2 separate regions of the Homo sapiens genome follow, and region 1 is linked to region 2. A link is a loop called in an ENCODE intact Hi-C map of the cell type or tissue named here. Cell type or tissue: ascending aorta. All regions are shown on one strand. Links, peaks and the distances in the headings refer to the core of each region. The heading gives the core; the rest is flanking DNA. Region 1 overlaps EPS15-AS1 (EPS15 antisense RNA 1). Region 2 holds the start of OSBPL9 (oxysterol binding protein like 9).

The links. A loop is a pair of places that touch in the nucleus more often than their neighbours do. Peaks named below come from ENCODE experiments on the same cell type or tissue, not always from the same donor. Only the 100,000 strongest peaks of a DNase experiment are listed, where the experiment ranks them.
Region 1: it touches region 2 in a loop (2.3-fold over the local background); 16 of 110 quality-filtered maps call a loop at or near these places.

Annotation. Positions count from the first base shown.
Region 1 is chr1:51,556,613-51,564,946 of GRCh38, forward strand. EPS15-AS1 (EPS15 antisense RNA 1) reads left to right here. Exons shown (of 5, transcript NR_183651.1): 2 at 4,270-4,411. It also overlaps a transcript of OSBPL9 not described here and the pseudogene CALR4P. Among named protein-coding and RNA genes, the nearest start is that of EPS15, 42 kb to the left of the region's middle. In ascending aorta, for the core only: no CTCF peak of the experiment used is centred there; a DNase peak (open chromatin) is centred at 4,503; H3K27ac peaks cover 4,159 bases.
Region 2 is chr1:51,612,827-51,621,160 of GRCh38, forward strand. It overlaps OSBPL9 (oxysterol binding protein like 9), which reads left to right and starts at 4,266. Exons shown (of 24, transcript NM_024586.6): 1 at 4,266-4,395. The coding sequence starts at 4,285. It overlaps LOC105378719 (a long non-coding RNA gene), which reads right to left. Exons shown (of 3, transcript XR_947339.4): 2 at 3,841-3,884. RefSeq lists enhancers at 3,963-4,871, 4,872-5,779. In ascending aorta, for the core only: no CTCF peak of the experiment used is centred there; DNase peaks (open chromatin) are centred at 2,158, 4,255, 4,525 and 4,815; H3K4me3 peaks cover 4,586 bases; H3K27ac peaks cover 4,324 bases.

The sequences.
Region 1 (8,334 bases), core at 202-8,201, 56 kb before region 2:
TGTCTCTGCTAAAAATACAAAAAATTAGCTGGGCATGGTGGCGGATGCCTGTAATCCCAGCTACTTGGGAGGCTGAGGCAGGAGAAATGCTTGAACCTGGGAGGCGGAGGTTGCAGTGAGCAGAGATCTTACCACTGCACTCCAGCCTGGATGACAGAGTGAGACTCTGTCTCAAAGAAACAAAAAAAAAGTATATATATACACATATATATGTGTATATATATACATATATATGTATATATATATCTCAAACTAAGTAGAATGAATAAGATCTAGTATTTGATAGCACAAAAGATGGCTATAGACAACAGTAATTTATTATACATTTAAAAACAACTAAAAGATGTAATGGGACTGTTTGTAACACAAAGACAGGGTAAATGCTTGAGGTGATGGATACCCCATTTACCCTGATGTGATTATTACAAGTTGCATGCCTGTATCAAAATATCTCATGTACCCCATAAGTATATATACCTACTGTGTACCCACAAAAACTAAAAATTGAAAACAAAAACAAAAAACCCTGCCTTACTGTTTCATGGCCAAAAAAGTTTTCTTGTTTTTAATAAGAAAGGCTTTTATTTGGCTTACATTACCCAACCAACCTTGCCTCCAAGAGAAAGACAAGTGATAAAATAGCCACTTTGAATAGAGATAACTATTTTGCTAGGAGCCAATTTTTAACAATTGGTTTTTAAAATTCCTTCTGCATCTTTAAGATATTTTCTTACCTTTGGGATTTTTTTGAGTTGTCAGCAGTCTTGTTAGGAGAACTGCCTATTTGTTGGCTTTTCCATTTTCCCTACTTTCATGAGAACTACTCCTAATCTCTCTGGTCTTTTTAGTGCCCCTTTGCCCCCATTGCCCTTACATTAAACTCATGGGCTATGAGAGTGCCAGTTCTGCATCCTAACTGGTAATCATGGTCTACTTGTATCTTCTCTGTAAAAGAACTGTGAACTGTGTTCGACTAAAGCCTAAGGCCCTAAGGAATTCATTGAAAGTTACCTGTGCTATCCCACTTGAGTAATAACATGTAAAGAGTATAGGTTTGGGCACTTGTTAGAGATGGGCCCTGACAAATCAAGTCTCCTCGCTGAGTCCTCAGTGTTCTCATCAGTAAAATGGCAACGGTAAGTCCTACCCTCTTGGCCTCACAGGGATATGGCACAGACCATATGATGTAAGGGATATCAATGTGCTTTGTATTATTGAAACCACCTTTGCAAAAATTATGACAGTGAGAAAAATCTGACATAGGAAAATTGTGACAGTGAAAGAAATCTGACCTAACCAACTCTATCTTGCTTCTAACCTCCAAGCTGCCCTTGTTCATTCCTGGCCATAGGCCAAACTAACTATAGGAGAAATTTAGTTTATAATCTAATTTAAAAAAAAATCATGCCTGTAATCCTAGCACTTTGGGAGGCCAAGGCGGGCAGATCACGAGGTCAGGAGATCAAGACCATCCTGGCTAACACGGTGAAACCCCCTCTCTACTAAAAATACAAAAAATTAGCCAGGCGTAGTGGCGGGCGCCTGTAGTCCCAACTACTTGGGAGGCTGAGGCAGGAGAATGGTGTGAACCCGGGAGGCGGAGCTTGCAGTGAGCCAAGATTGTGCCACTGCACTCCAGCCTGGGTGACAGAGCCAGACTCCGTCTCAAAAAGAAAAAAAAAAGATAATAACAGCCCCTTCCCAAAACAAACCCCCTCCTTCCTTGCTTGGGGACCAGACTGCCTTTGTAAACTAACAAAATAGAAATTATGACTCAGGAGTCATGCAGCCAGAGGCCACCTCCCCAATTCTCCTATAGATAACATCACTATTGTAAAACCTAAGATTGGTATTTGAGGTATTTTTCCGACTCTGCATTCTGATGCAGAGTGCAGCTGGCACTACCCAAATTGATAAACTGGCTCATCTGGTCTTGTGACCCCCACCCAGGAACTGACTCAGCTCAAGAGGACAGCTTTGACTCTCTGATTTCACCCTCCACCCAACCAATTGGCATTCCCCATTCCCTAGCACCCCGCCTGCCAAGCTATCCTTAAAAAAATCCTAGCCTCCAAATTTTCGGAGAGGCTAATATGAGTAATAATAAATTCCTATCCTTCCGCTTAGTGAGCTCTGCATTTATTAAACTCTCTGTTGTGAAAACTTGCTGTTCTCAGTGCCCCGGCTTTTCTGGGCAGTGGGTCAGATGAACCCATTGGGTGATGACATTATGACTAGGTTATACTCATTGTGGCTAGACTATACTCATTCCTTCAAAGATCATAAGGAGTCCCAATGGTAAGAGGAAAATTTTCTTTGTTCTCTACCATCTCCTCCCAGCCTCTGTGCTGATTTAAAAAACAAAACAAACAACAACAACTAAAAACAATGCAGTCACTTCCACCAAAGAAAAAAAGGTAAAGGGGTTGTGTTTGGAGGTGTCAGAACAGGGAACAGGAGGGGTCAGGGATTAGGCAGGAAAGTTGACCATCTTACTAGGCTGGGACCAAGGAGGGATGGGGAGGGGATCTGGGCTGCCAGAGCATCTGAAGGCTGGAAATTGGGGCAGGGGAAGGTGAGGGAATTCCCACCCATCTCCATACTGAGAGTCACTTGGATTTCCAATAAAGGGCAGGGACCCCATGGTAACCTGGATGTTCTGGGCTGGCTGAGTGTGGGGGTGGGGGTTGCGGGGGATGGTGGAGTAGGACCTGTGAGTGTCAGACCCGATTAGAAGTTAGAAGAAAACATGCTCGCAAGGGTAATGTCAGCATTGTGCAGAATTCTCTCTCTCTCTGTCTCTTTAAAATACAGACACACACATACATACACACACACACACACACACACACACACTCCTCACAAAATTAAGAGACAATGCTGGAGTTTTAGAAATGTAGTCTCTTGGGCTTCACTGCAGACCTACTGGATCAGTATCTGTATTTTAATAAGACCCCCCATTTTATTCATATGCATGTTAAAGTTTGAGAAGCACTCCTCTGGCATGGTTTAAATTCTTCAAATACTAAGGTTTGCCTGCTTACAGAGGTTGATAGAACCCAGAGCAATTAGTGTCAAATACTTTTAATTTTGTATATGAACAAAGATACAGTTTAAAATGTGTACCTTAATGTTTTCAGTGGGGGGATAAGCATTTTAATGAAATAATCAGATTAGGCATATTAATATGGTCACATATGTTTACAAGATGTAGAAAGTTCTCCTTATGTATTAAAAAGAGACAACTGTAAAAAAAAAATAACAATGCAAAGTGTATCCACATTCTTCAAATTAGATAGGAAGAAAAGAAAAGAAAGATACAATGTGTCCCTTCCTCCCTTCCTTCCTTTTCTTCTGAACCCTTCCCCACTCCCCAACACATGCTCCTGGTTATTTACATACATGACCTCCTTGTACTCCTATGTTGGTCTTCTTAAGCCAGAGAAGCAAGAAAGTATAAATAAATAAAGTAGAAAATAAATAAACAAACTAAGAAAGCTTCAAATAGAGGGCGTCTGTCCCAGAAACCTTCGGTGGCTCTGAACTGTAGAAATCACTGATCAGAGACACTGAGACACGTGGCCATGGGACTTTGCAGGATATACCCAAGGACAGGTGGCTGTGGCTTCCAGAGGCTCTGTTGTACAGTGGGTGTAATCAATACAGCAAAGGCTTTAGAGGCTGACAGACCTATGTTTGAATCGTGTCTCTACCATGCGTTAGCTGTGTGCTCTTGGACATGTCGCTTGGTGTTTCTGAGTCTCAATTCTCTCAAACATAAAATGAGGAAATAATAAGGGATAATAGTACTTACCTTATAGAGTTGTGAGAATTTGGGGAGGTAATGTAGGTAAAGCACTCACCCCAGGCCAGTGTTTAACAAAAGTGAGTTCCCTTCCTCTCCAGGGGAATTCTTCATCCAGGACTTTGTAGATTATAGTTTCTAACAGACTCCTGGGAGGAATCATGGCCAAGGCCTTTACTCTGGGGCCTTGAGCCACTCTCTTTTCTCCTGATTTGGGGAGGAGTCCTCCCCATCTTTCTTAATAAGTCTCAGAGAAGAAAGAGATGGAGAGGACAACAACTTTTTAAAGGCTGGCGTATTGGTCCCCTCCTTTTTACCTTCCAATTAAAGGAAAGAAGACTGGCAGAGAGAGGGAAGCTGGGTCAGGACTTATCATCATGGCTGGGGCAATCACCCCTAACATCTGTCCGGGAATTTTAATGTTTCAGAGTTTTACCACATCTCTGATTTCCCTTTATCCCTAGAAGCACCTCCAAGGATCACGTAGGACCAGCAGAAGCAGCGTAAAGTATTGGAACTTTGAATCTGACATCAGAAAGACCTGCACTCAGCCGGGCACGGTGGCTCACGATTGTAATCCCAGGCCGAGGCGGTGGATCACTTGAGGTCAGGAGTTGGAGACCAGCCTAGCCAACATGGTGAAACCCTGTCTCTACTAAAAATAGAAAAATTAGGCAGGCGTAGTGGTGCATGCCTGTAGTCCCAGCTACTCAGGAGGCTGAGCCAGGAGAATCACTTGAACCCAGGAGGCAAAGGTTGCAGTGAGCTGAAATTGCATCACTGCACTCCAGCATGGGTGACAGAGTAAGTGAGACTCTGTCTCAAACAAACACAAAAAGAGCTGTACTTAAATTCTAGCTTTTCTACTTACCTTAACAGATGTATGTCTTCAGGCAAATTATTTAACTTTTCTGAGTCTCCTTTTCACATTTAGAAGTAGGAGACTTTCACAGTGTCATATTTTCACCCCCATCAATATTATTGATGCTTGCTCATTTTCTAATGTGGGACCTGAAATTTACCAGGTGCTTAAAGAATCTTTTTGTTTTTCAGATTCACTGATTCTAGGTAAATCAGAGGAACAAGCAACATGAACAGAAAAAATGTAGAAAATGCAATTATGCTGAAGTACAATTGTTGTTTCAGAAGTCCAGCATCTGGTGTACTTAACAATAGAGAATATATTAAATTTTTCCAAAATAAAAAAAACAAGTAGGAGACTCGCTAGTGAAAATTAAATGGCATATGCAAAGTCTTTAATACAGCATTTGGTACATGAGAGGGACTCAGTAAATTTTAGTAACTTATAATTATTAGGAAGACTATGACTGCCCCCATTTAAAAGATCAGCAGTCTGAGGCTTATAAAGACCAAGACTTATTCAAGTCTTGTGATTTCCAGCCTGAGGCTCTTTCTACTTTGTGAAAACTGAGAGACTGTGGCTCAGTGGCTCTGAGCTCAGAGGGCTTTACCTGCCAAAGGTCCAGGCTGAGAACACTAATGTTATAATAGTGACAAATGGTGGCGTCAGGCTTATATTTAGGGTTGTCTATTTTGGGATGAATCTACTCCCCCTGGTAATTGGGATTTTCAATGATCCAAGGTTTCCATTCTCCCTAAGCAAAGAACCAGTGAACAAGGCATTAGTATTTTGTCATTCTTCTGATCTCATGCAATCAGAAAGGCCAATTGATATGGTTTGGATCTGTGTCCCCACCCAAATCTCATGTCAAATTGTAATCCCCAGTGTTGGAGGTGAGGCCTGGTGGGAGGTGATTGGATCATGGGGGCAGAGTTCTCATAAATGGTTTAGCACGATCCCCCCTTGGTACTGCATAGTGAGTGAGTTATCATGATATCTGGTTACTTTTAAATTGTGTAGCACCTCCCCCCTTTCTCTCTTGCTCCTGCTCCCACCGTGTGAGAAACCCTGCCATCACTTTCCGCCATCACAGTGGACACCTGAGGCCTCCCCAGAAGCTGATGCTGCCATGCTTTCTGTATAGCTATAGCCTGCAGACCCATGAGCCAATTAAGCCTCTTTTCTTTATAAATTACCCAGTCTCAGGTATTTCTTTATAGCAATGCAAGAATGGACTAATACACCAATTGATTTATGAGGCAGTTGTGTATTAGACATAAGGATTCAGAGAAGGATTCCAGGAGCTTCTTTCCCTTTCTTTGAGTTAATGCACAAGATTCTTTCAAATTCCCCTTGCTACCCAGAGGAAGCCAAGCGAGGTGGCAGGGACCCATTCTGAGCTTGGCCCCATGTCTGCACCAGCTCATTCATGAAATAAAGAAAATGTAGCTTCTCAGAGAATATCATCTGAGTATCCTGGCAGTTGAGGCCGTTCTCTTCCTGGTGTGTAGTGTAGGAAACTGTGGCCAAATAAAATCATGCTTGCTTCAGTCAGTTTTACCTCTGGACAATTTGACACTGATTCCTTTCGTTCTTCTTGCTTCTAACATGAGGTCAGGAGTTAGCTCTTAAAAATAAGTGTCCCTTGGCTGGGTGCAGTGGTTCACTCCTGTAATCCTAGCACTTTGGGAGGCAAAGGCAGGCGGATCGCTTGAGGTCAGGAATTCAAAACCAGCCTGGCCAATAGAGTGAAACCGCGTCTCTACTGCAAATACAAAAAATTAGCCAGGCGTGGTGGCACGTGCCTGTAGTCCCAGCTACTCGGGAGGCTGAGGCATGAGAATCTCTTGAGCCCAGGAGGTGGAGGTTGCAGTAAGCCGAGATCACGTCACTGCACTGCAGCCTGGGTGACAGAGCAACGCTCTGTCTCAAAATAAATGAATAAATAAATAAAATAAAAAGTGTCCCTACCCCTTGCATTTTTGGCTCATTCATGGACACCCTTTCTCCTTCTGGCCTGTTTCTAAGACTTCCAGTTCCTGACCCCAAACCCATGTCCTATTTTGACCACATTCCTGTGACTGGCTGCTTTCCACCACTCTGGACAAACTCCAGGCCCAGGGCTGCCTGGCCCTATACCTGTCAAAGTTGGCCTTTACCAGCCCACCCCGTCCAACGTAGGCATAGCCCTGTGAGCAGGGCTCAGATGAGGGTACAGTCTTATTTGCGGGGTTTAGGGGAAGGGAAGATGACCACAGGATCTCAGAATTTCTGTTTCATCAATTAGCGTTGACATGTCTTTTGTCTCATTTCTCACACCCATTGGAAAGAGAGACCCCCCTCACCTTATACTTCGGATTTGGCATCAGAGGCCTTTCCCACTCCCCATCCATAGCCTCCTTCCAGTTATCTGGCTTCTTGGCTTCTGGATCCAGGATGTATTCAAAGTCTTCCCAGTACTAAAATGAAATGTTCCTTCATGAGGATAGATGCGTAGGCTGAGAAAAAACTGGGGTCCAGGCTGGGCGTGGTGGCTCACATCTATAATCCTAGCACTTTGGAGGCCAACGTGGGAGGACTGCTTGAGCCCAGGAGTTCAAGACCGGCCTGGGCAATATAGTGAGACCCCATCCCTACCCCAAAGAACTTTAAAAATTAGGCAAGTGTGGTGGCATGCACCTGGTGGGAGGATCTGAGCCCAGGAGGCAGAGGTCACAGTGAGCCATGATCATGCCATTGCACTCTAGCCTGGGTGACAGAGCGAGATCATCTCAAAAAAAAAAAAAAAAAAGAAAGCAAGAAAGAAAAGAGAAGAAAGGAAAAGAAAAGAAAAGAAAACGGGGGTCCAGAGTGCTGTCAGGCTGGACCTGGCTCCTTCCCTCTGCCCCCTCCCATCATCATCTATATGAAGGTCCAGCTCAGGACCTGTAAACAAATGCAGGGCAGAAAAGAAAGAGGCTTTAAGCACTTCCAATCCCTCCTCTGGGTTCACTATCATTTTGACCTTGAGTTCTTTAAGCTTAAGTAAGATGGGAATTTCCCTTGTCTCTGGCCACACCCTCCCCCACAATCATGGGCCCTTATTGTTATAATAGGTATTTTAGCCTAGGTCCCTCTTCTTGAAGGCCTCTTGGTGACCTGCTTTGTATCCCAGTATGCTCCCAGGCCTGTGTCAGTCCTTCCTTGTACCCCAGGACCCTCTGATTTCCTAAGACAGAGATCTACAAGATCAAAAACAGCCTACCCCAACTTTTATATTTCTATGCTGTGGAGCCTCCAAGGCTTTGCTCTGCCTGCCTGGCAGTTTGCTTTGGTTGTGACCATTTGTCCAGAATGACTGAAGGCTTCTATGCCAGCCCACCAAATTCACAGTCATTCAACACAATTGTGATTGGGAAAGTTCTCTGGTTCCTAGCCTGTTCTAGCCGTTTTATGATTCCTAAGACAGACAGCATCCTATCCTGGGGGCTATAGTTGTGACAGTGCCCTGTTGATTTAATCAGTTTCCATCTTCCCTTGTTCCACTCAACAGGGAGCATAGAGGCCTGCAGCCTCTCTACTCTCCCCAAGTCCTTGAGCCAAGCCAACCCTGACTACATCAGGTGCATGGTCCTCACCAGGAGGGGAGGGTCCATGTTTAGTCTTCCTACCCTAAGCCTGCCTTCTG
Region 2 (8,334 bases), core at 130-8,129:
AAACAATGAAGATATAGCTTGCTGCTGGGGTGAAATGGATCTGGCATGCAAAGACCTAGATTCTAATTCTGGTTCTGCTGTTTACTAGTTGTGTGACTTTTGGCAAGCCACTAAATAACTCTGTGTTCTAGTGTCCTCATATTTAAAACGGGTGTGATAGTACAAATCTTGAAGGATTGTTGAGGGGAATAAAGGAAACAACGTAACTCATGGAGTTTAGCACAATCCTTGAAACCTTTTGGTCAGTTTCAATGGAACAGATAATTCAGATCAAACAATAATTATTAAGCACCTTCTGTGTGCCAAGAACTGGGCTAGTTTCTAGGACTACAAAGATAAGGCCTGGTTCCTGCTGTTAAGAAGCTAATGGAGGGATACTAATGAACACTATGTAAATTTTTTAACTCAATCTGAGTCATGATGTTTCAAGATCCCCACAGTTTGCTTATCCCAAAAGACATCCGCAACATGAGCTATTCTGCTGATTAGTCTGGAACATCAAGTTTCTATAGGAAGTGTATAGTGTGTTTTGAGGAGGCCATGTAGCATGATGAAAAGACAGGTATGTGTTTATATGGACTCAGATACTCGTTAATTCACTAATTAATACTCTCAGGTACCTGGGTAAGTTTGTTCATTTCTTTGAATCTCAGTTTCCTTATTTGTAAAATGTGGAGATTAAAATACTCACAGAGTTATTGTGATGGTTAAAAGTGATAAGATATATAACATTCCTGGCACAGTCCCTGGCATAGGGTAGATAATAAATGGTGGAATTAATAAGAAAAAAAATATCCAAAAAGAAACAGAAATGGCTTTGTACCACACTCAGTTGCATGCATGTTTCATGTCCTGGTTAGCTCCTGAATAGGAACCATGTCTCTTAAACCAAGCCTTGCCTTTTCTTTCTTTTCTTTTTTTTTTTTTTGAGACAGGGTCTTGATCTGTTGCCTTGCCTAGGCTGGAGTGCAGTGGCACGATCTCTGCTTACTGTATCCTTGACCTCCTGGGCTCAAGCAATCCCCCTGCCTCAGCCCCCTAAGTAGCTAGTACTACAGGCATGAGCCACCACAACCTCACTAATTTTTAAATTTTTTGTAGAGACAGGCTCTCACTTTGTTGTCCAGGCTGTTCTTTGTTGCTCAGGAGTTTCACTTTGTTGCCCAGGCTGGTCTGTAACTCCTGGGCTCGAGCTGTCCTCCCACCTTGGATTCCCAAAGTGCTGGGATTACAGGCATGAGCCACTGAGCCTGGCCTGGCTTTCTTGAAGATGCCAAACGTCTACCTTATTCCCAGAAACCTTTATTAAATTGTAATCTATAGAAAAGAGGCGATCCCAAGGAAAAGAAAGGAAAAGAGAAACAGGATGCTCATTTTTTTGGCTGCTATCCCTTTCAGATATATTCTTATTTACTTCTTTTTCAAATTTCTTGTAGAGATATATTCTTATTTACTTCTTTTTCAAATTTCTTTTACAGACAGTGTCTCAGTCTGGCATCCAACTCAGGCTGGAGTGCAGTGACATGATCTTGGCTCACTGCAGTCTTGACCTCCTGGGCTCAAGCAATCCTCCTGCCTCAGCTTCCTGAGTAGGTAGGACTACAGATGTGTGCCACCATAACCAACAAATTTTTTTTAATTTTAAATTTTATTTTTTTTGTAGAGATGGGGTCCCACTATGTTGCCCAGGCTGGTCCCAAACTCCTGGCCTGAAGCGATTCTCCCACCTCAACTTCCCAAAACATTGGGATTACAGGTGTCAGCCACCAAGCCCGGCCCACACCACATTTCTTTGGGAAAATTCTAAGAACTAATATTTATTTATTTATTTATTTATTTCTCCTGTTGCCTGTATAATTGCAGAATAAGAGCTAATATTAATTGAGTGCTTACTATCTACCAGGCTCTGTTCTAAGCTCTTTACCCATAGGAGCTCACTTAATCCTTGAAACAACCTTTGTAGACAGCTACTATTGTTACTCACATTTTAAAGAAGGGGACACCGAGGCACAGAGAAGTTAGCAAACTTGCCTAAGGCCATATAGCTACTAAGTGATGAATCTGGATATTAAAACCCTGGTACTATGGCACCAGGATCCACATTCTTAAGTACTAAGCTTTGAGCCTCTCCTCAACTAGAAGTAGAAACTCCGCCCAGCGCAATGGCTCACACCTGTAATCCCAACACTTTGGGAGGCCGAAGTGGGTGGATCACCTGAGGTCAGGAGTTTGAGACCAGCCTGGCCAACATGGTGAAACCTCGTCTCTACTAAAAATACAAAAGTTAGCCAGGCGAGCGCCTGTAATCCCAGCTACTTGGGAGGCTGCGGCAAGAGAATCTCTTGAACTTGGGAGGTGGAGGTTGCAGTGAGCCGAGATCGTGCCACTGCTCTCCAGCCTGGGCGATAAGAGTGAAACTCCATCTCAAAAAAACAAAACAAAACAAAACAAAACAAACAAAAAAAACAGAAACTCATTCATTTCTATACCATCTAACTACTGATCCACTGGCATCTGAACCCATACTCTCTGCTCTTCTTTCTTGTTACTTTGGATAAAGTATCTCTGCTAGTATCAAAAGTCAACCTTTGCACTTGGGCTTGGGGTCTCAGTCTTTTCCTTTCTTTCTTTTTTTGTATTTTATTCCAGTGTTTTGCCAACACAAAAAGAGGTCTCAATCTTATGAAGGGCTTCACTGCTGCTATTCTCTCTTTTCTCTAGGATGTCCCCAGTTTTTCCCTCTCTTGAAAATCAGCAAAGTAATATTCTCTAGTGTCTTCGATCTAAATAATAATTTTAAAAAAGGACAAAGAAAGCCCTTCCCTTGACCACACCTCCGTTTCCAGCTAGTGCCTCATCTTTTAGTTTCCTTTTTAGCTCTTTCTCTTGATATTTGCACGGCTGGCCTTTTCTTATCCTCCATATCTAAGTTTAAAGCCACTTCCTAAGAGGCCTGCCCTATAACCACCCCCTATAAATTAGCTACCCACTGACTTCCTATTAAAATAATTTATTAAATTATTTGCAGTGTTAATCAGTATTGGATATTTTTCTTGTTTACTTGTTTAGTGTTTGCTTTCACCACAGAATTTAAGCTCTGAGAGAGCTTATTCACTGCTGTATTCCCAGGACCTCCAACAGTGCCTAGATATAGTAGGTGGTCAATAAATCCTTTGGTTTTTTTTTTTTTTTTTTTTTTTTTGTGTGAGAGAGAATTTGGCTCTGTCACCCAGGCTGGAGTGCAGTGATGCAATCTCGGCTCCGAGGTTCAAGTGATTCTTGTGCCTCAGCTAGGACTACAGGGTGCGCCACCACGCCCAGATAATTTTTGTATGTTTAGTAGAGATGGGCTTTTACCATGTTGGCCAGGCTGGTCTCGAACGCCTGATCTCAAGTGATCTGCCTGCCTCGGCCACCCAAAGTGCTGGGATAACAGGTGCGAGCCACCGCGCCCAGCCAATAAATGCTTAAATTGCCCCTGTAGGCTGTTAGTGATCTATCCCTACTTCTTTGACCTTATCTCCCACCACTTTCTCCCTGGCTCACTGCTCCACGCACACTGACCTCCTTGTTGATCCCTCAAGATGCCACGCTCACTCCTAACATTTGGTCTTTGCATTTGCTATTCCTTCGTCTTGGAAGGCTCTTCCACCAGGCTCCCTCCTTCGCTTTCTTCAGGTCTTTGCTTAAAAGTTACCTTTTCACTCAGGCCTTCCCTGTTTGGGAATTTAAAATAGCAGTCCCAGCGCTCTCTCCTTCCTTGCTTATGTTTTTCTCCATAGCATTTATGATTTTTTAATGTACGATATAATTTACTATTTATTTTACCATTCCCCTCACCTGTCATGAAGGCTCTGTTGTATCCCCAATGTCTAGAAGAATGCCTAGCACAAAACAGCGAATATTTATTAAATGAATGGATTTGTGGAATGAATGCATAAATGAATATCAGATATGAAATCTTTTGGAAGTGGAAGGTATCATGGCCAGTAAAATTATTTATTAATATGTTCATAATCTTTTTTCTTTACTCTAATCCCATGACAGATTATAAATAATCTTAATAGCAGTATTCACGTTTGCATTCTCGCATCCGTGGCATGGAGTCCTACACACAATAGGCGCCCTAAGAAAGCGTGTTTGACTTGATCGCTGGAGCATCTGCCGGCACCGCCCAGGACCCGCCCAGGACCCGCCCCGCCCCCTGCGGCCCCGCCCCCCGCATGCTGAATGCCATATAGGCGAGTGACGTCAGGCCGTTTGTTGTCATTGGCGGCTCCCAAGATGGCGTCCATCATGGAAGGGCCGCTGAGCAAATGGACTAACGTGATGAAGGGCTGGCAGTACCGTTGGTTCGTGCTGGACTACAATGCAGGACTGCTCTCCTACTACACGGTGAGTCCTTGGAGGGCACAGCTCCAGGCGCCTCGGGGCCGCGTTTCCTGGGTGGAGGTGGGGGACCGGGGTTTTAGGTGGCTGAGTTGAGGTTGCTAGTCTGGGGGTGCCGCCGTACGCGAGGGTTCCCTTGTTGGGGAGGGTTTTACGTCTCGGATAGCCAATGAGGGTGAGGGAGAGAGGGGCGCAGCCAATAAATAGAAACTAGCTGTCTGATTTATGGGTTGGGGGTGAGCCAAGTTTCTTTCTTAGGGTCCGCTATTAAGCGGTAGTGGGGTCCAGCATGGTTGTGAGCGGGTAAGGGTGATCGTAGTCATGGCTTAAAAGGTCCAGTCTTGCGGTTCATGCTGTCTTCATATGTTGTCATGGACTTTACACTGTCCCACCAAGGCCCTGTAGCCGGCCGCACCCCTTAGCTTCCCTCCAGGGATTGAAGAGCTCTGCTTCCTCGGAGGAGTGGCCAGAGGAGCCGGGACAGGTCCAAAAGTGACCAGCCCTCGGGCAACACCAGGGGGTCCGAAATCCCTCCAGTCGGTTCAGGTTGTGTGTCTCATTCAAGGGACGCACCCCTCTATTTAGCGGGAGGCGAGCTCAAACGACGCCTTAACTTTTGAGAGCCAAGGATTTCCTACACGCGAGACTCTTGTCAGCGAAGAGAGACAAGTGATAGTGCAGTGTCCCCTTACAGTTACATTCTGGGTTCAGGGCTTCACTGTTGTTAACATGAGTTGGTGGCCGTGGAAAAGTAGATGAATTGCTGTGAATCTTACGTGGTTGTGTGTGTGTGTGTGTGTGTGTGTGTGGTTTTTTTTTTGAGACGGAGTCTCGCCCTGTTGCCCAGGCTGGCGTGCAATGGCATCATCTCGGCTCACTGCAACTTCTGCCTCTCGGGTTCAAGCGATTCTCCTGCCTCTGGCCTCCCTAGTAGCTGGGATCACAGGCATGCGCCACCACACCCTGCTAATTCTTGTATTTTTAGTAGAGACGGGGTTTCACCATGTTGGCCAGGCTGGTCTTGAACTCCTGACCTCAGGTGATCCACCCGCCTCGGCCTCCCAAAGTACTGGGATTACAGACGTGAGCCACCGCGTCCGGCCTTGAATCTTATGTTTTGACTATCCCCTCCACCCTCATCGCATTCGATATGGAGAGTAGGTGGTATTAGGGAGATAACTTACTTAGAAAGGTACTTTCTCTGAATGGTGTATAGTTGACGATAGCCGATATGAGGGAAGAAAATACATAAGAGGACAAAATAGAATGCCCAGAAAGCTTTAGAAAATAATAGAAGACAGAAAGAAAAACATGATTATGGAAGAAGGATTAAGGTTGATGAGAGAAAGGGGACACTGAATTTATTTGTTCATTTAAAAAATATTATTGAGCTGCTATGTGCGTTTTCATGCCAGCAAGAATAGACAGTAAAAAAGACATTCACTGTTCCTCTTCTCTGGAGCTTATATACTAGCTTGGTGAGTCCTTTAATTCATTTCACTCCTAATAACTCTGCAAGGTGGTTATTCATTATCTCCATTTAATATCCCCAGTTACAGTTTTGAAATCTGAGGCTCCAGGCTTTTAAAGCAATTTGCTCAACATCACATAGCACTAAGTGATGGAATCAGGATGCCAAATTATTGACTTTTTCTACTAAACTTCGCTTTCACTACAGGAAGGAGAAAAGTGTAAGTTGTGAGTTACTAAAGGCAAGCTTGCAAGAGTAAAAGTATTACTTTCATCATCCTTCAACTATCAGCTTTCTTTCTCTACATAGTTTTTAAAGGGAAAAAGACTAAACCTTAATGAGTCTTAAACACATTGTTCAAGATTGTCTTTAGGTGGGCATGAAAGAGAGGCAACTGAATATTATGTCCTGAAAACTCTGGAATTATGAAACCCATGGCTTAGATAAAGGAAAAGTAATATTGGGTTTAAGTAGATGTGATAATCAGAAAATCCCGTAAACTCTATTCAAGATAGAGTGATTTCAGTGAGTGACACTATGCAGTTAAGTTACTTTACAAATCCCAAATTTGTGTGGATCTGAATCTAGGACCATACTGGAGAGGCCCCCAGCTGAGGTTCTTGGGAATGCCTAGCCCAGAAAGAATCTTCCTTTTTCCTCTTTTTCTTCTTTTCATGTATCCTTTTTCTGCTTTGTTGCCCTTTCAGTTTTTGAATACTTGGACAAATATCTCTTTTCTTGCTGGCTAAATATAGGGTTTAAAAAAATACTTTTTTCCCCCTCAATGCTTATCCTTCTTTTTGAGACTAGATTCCCTAAAATATTATCCTTGCCAGAGGAAGGAAGTATCATATTTCTCACTAACAGCTGTTTAGAAGATTTTTTTTCTTTTCTAGTTCCTTGATATTGAAGTATTTGCTTACAGAGAAACAACAGACAATTGTTGTACCATCTTGTGAAAATAAAATGATACCCAATCTCAAATTAGAGGAGGTCTAGTGAAGAGGGGAAAAGGATAGATATTTACTTAAAAGGGAAGGTAGGAGACACATTGGATATTGGCAATGAATTCTACACACATGACATTATTTCAGTCCATTCGGATTCTGAAGGATTTGAAGGTACATATTAATGATTTGCATGTGGCTAATAACTTGGAGCTACATCTTCCAGGAAGAATATCTGAATTAGTTGTGTAGCCTTCCAAGCAAGGCAGTGAATAGCATAACTTTATTTCTTGTTTCCAAAATCACTTGGCCTGTAGTCTGTCTCTGTGGTTGTTAATATATTCTAGGGTGGTTCTGAAAACCCTGAACTAAACTAGAGTGACCTTGCTTTAGAGTTGGCTTTACTGAGAATTGTTCTTGAGGTAATCTCAGGATTGGGTTAGGATCATTGCGATAGTTGTGAACTGAATAGATTTACACAAGCCTCACCTTAGTTGAATTTTTATTAGATGAAATGGCCAGGGAGAACTAAGGATATAAATTTAGGAACACTATGTGAGCAACCAATTGTTTATGTGGCTTATGATCACAAAAGAAGATATGGAAGGAAGGAAATTGGGGGAGTTATAGATCTATGAGGAATTGGAAGTTTAGAAAGAGGAGTTTGTGCCTTTTGTTAATTTATGAAAGGTTACTGAGTACCTATTGTGTGCCTGGCACTTTGTTAGGAAGTGGGGTTAAAGTGGCAAATAAGATGGAAATTGTTCATCCTCTCATGGTACCTATAATATGTTGGGGGACATACCAGATAAGAGCTGTGATAGAGGAAGCACAGGGGGATACATAGGTGGGCTACTTGACTCAGTCTTGAAGGGTTAGGAAAGGTTTCCTTGGAGAAGCAGGTTTGTTTTGACTTGAATGATGAGGAGAGATTAGCCGTATGAGCAGAGAGGGAAAAGTGCTTGAGACAAAGGGAATAAAAGTTTTTTGGAGGAGAGAAGAGTAAGCAGCTTGTCAGTTCTGGAGGTTGGGCTGTGAGGTAGGTAGTAGTGAGAGATGAACTGGGGAGCTAAGCAGGAGGACAGATAATGAAAGGCTTTCTTGGCAAACCATGTTAAGGAATTTGAACTTTATCCCCAGGGCAGTGGAGAGCTATTTCAGTGTTGTAAGCACTTTTTATTATTATTGAAAAATCTTTTATTATAGAAATTTAAAAAAATAAATCTATTTTATTTATTCATTTATTTTGATAAGACTGGTTAATTTTGTATTTTTGGTAGAGACGGGGTTTCACCATGTTGCTGAGGCTGGCCTCGAACTTCAGGGCTCAAGCATTCACTTGCCTCGGCCTCCCAGAATGTTAGGATTACAGGCGTGAGCCCCTGTGCCCAGCCTATTATAGAAAATTTTTAACATTCATAAAACTAAAGAGGACGGTAAAATGAATTCATTTCATCCAGCTTATACAAGTATCAACATATGGCCAGTCTTGTTTTATTAGTACTCCCATTAACTCCTTCCTCCTCT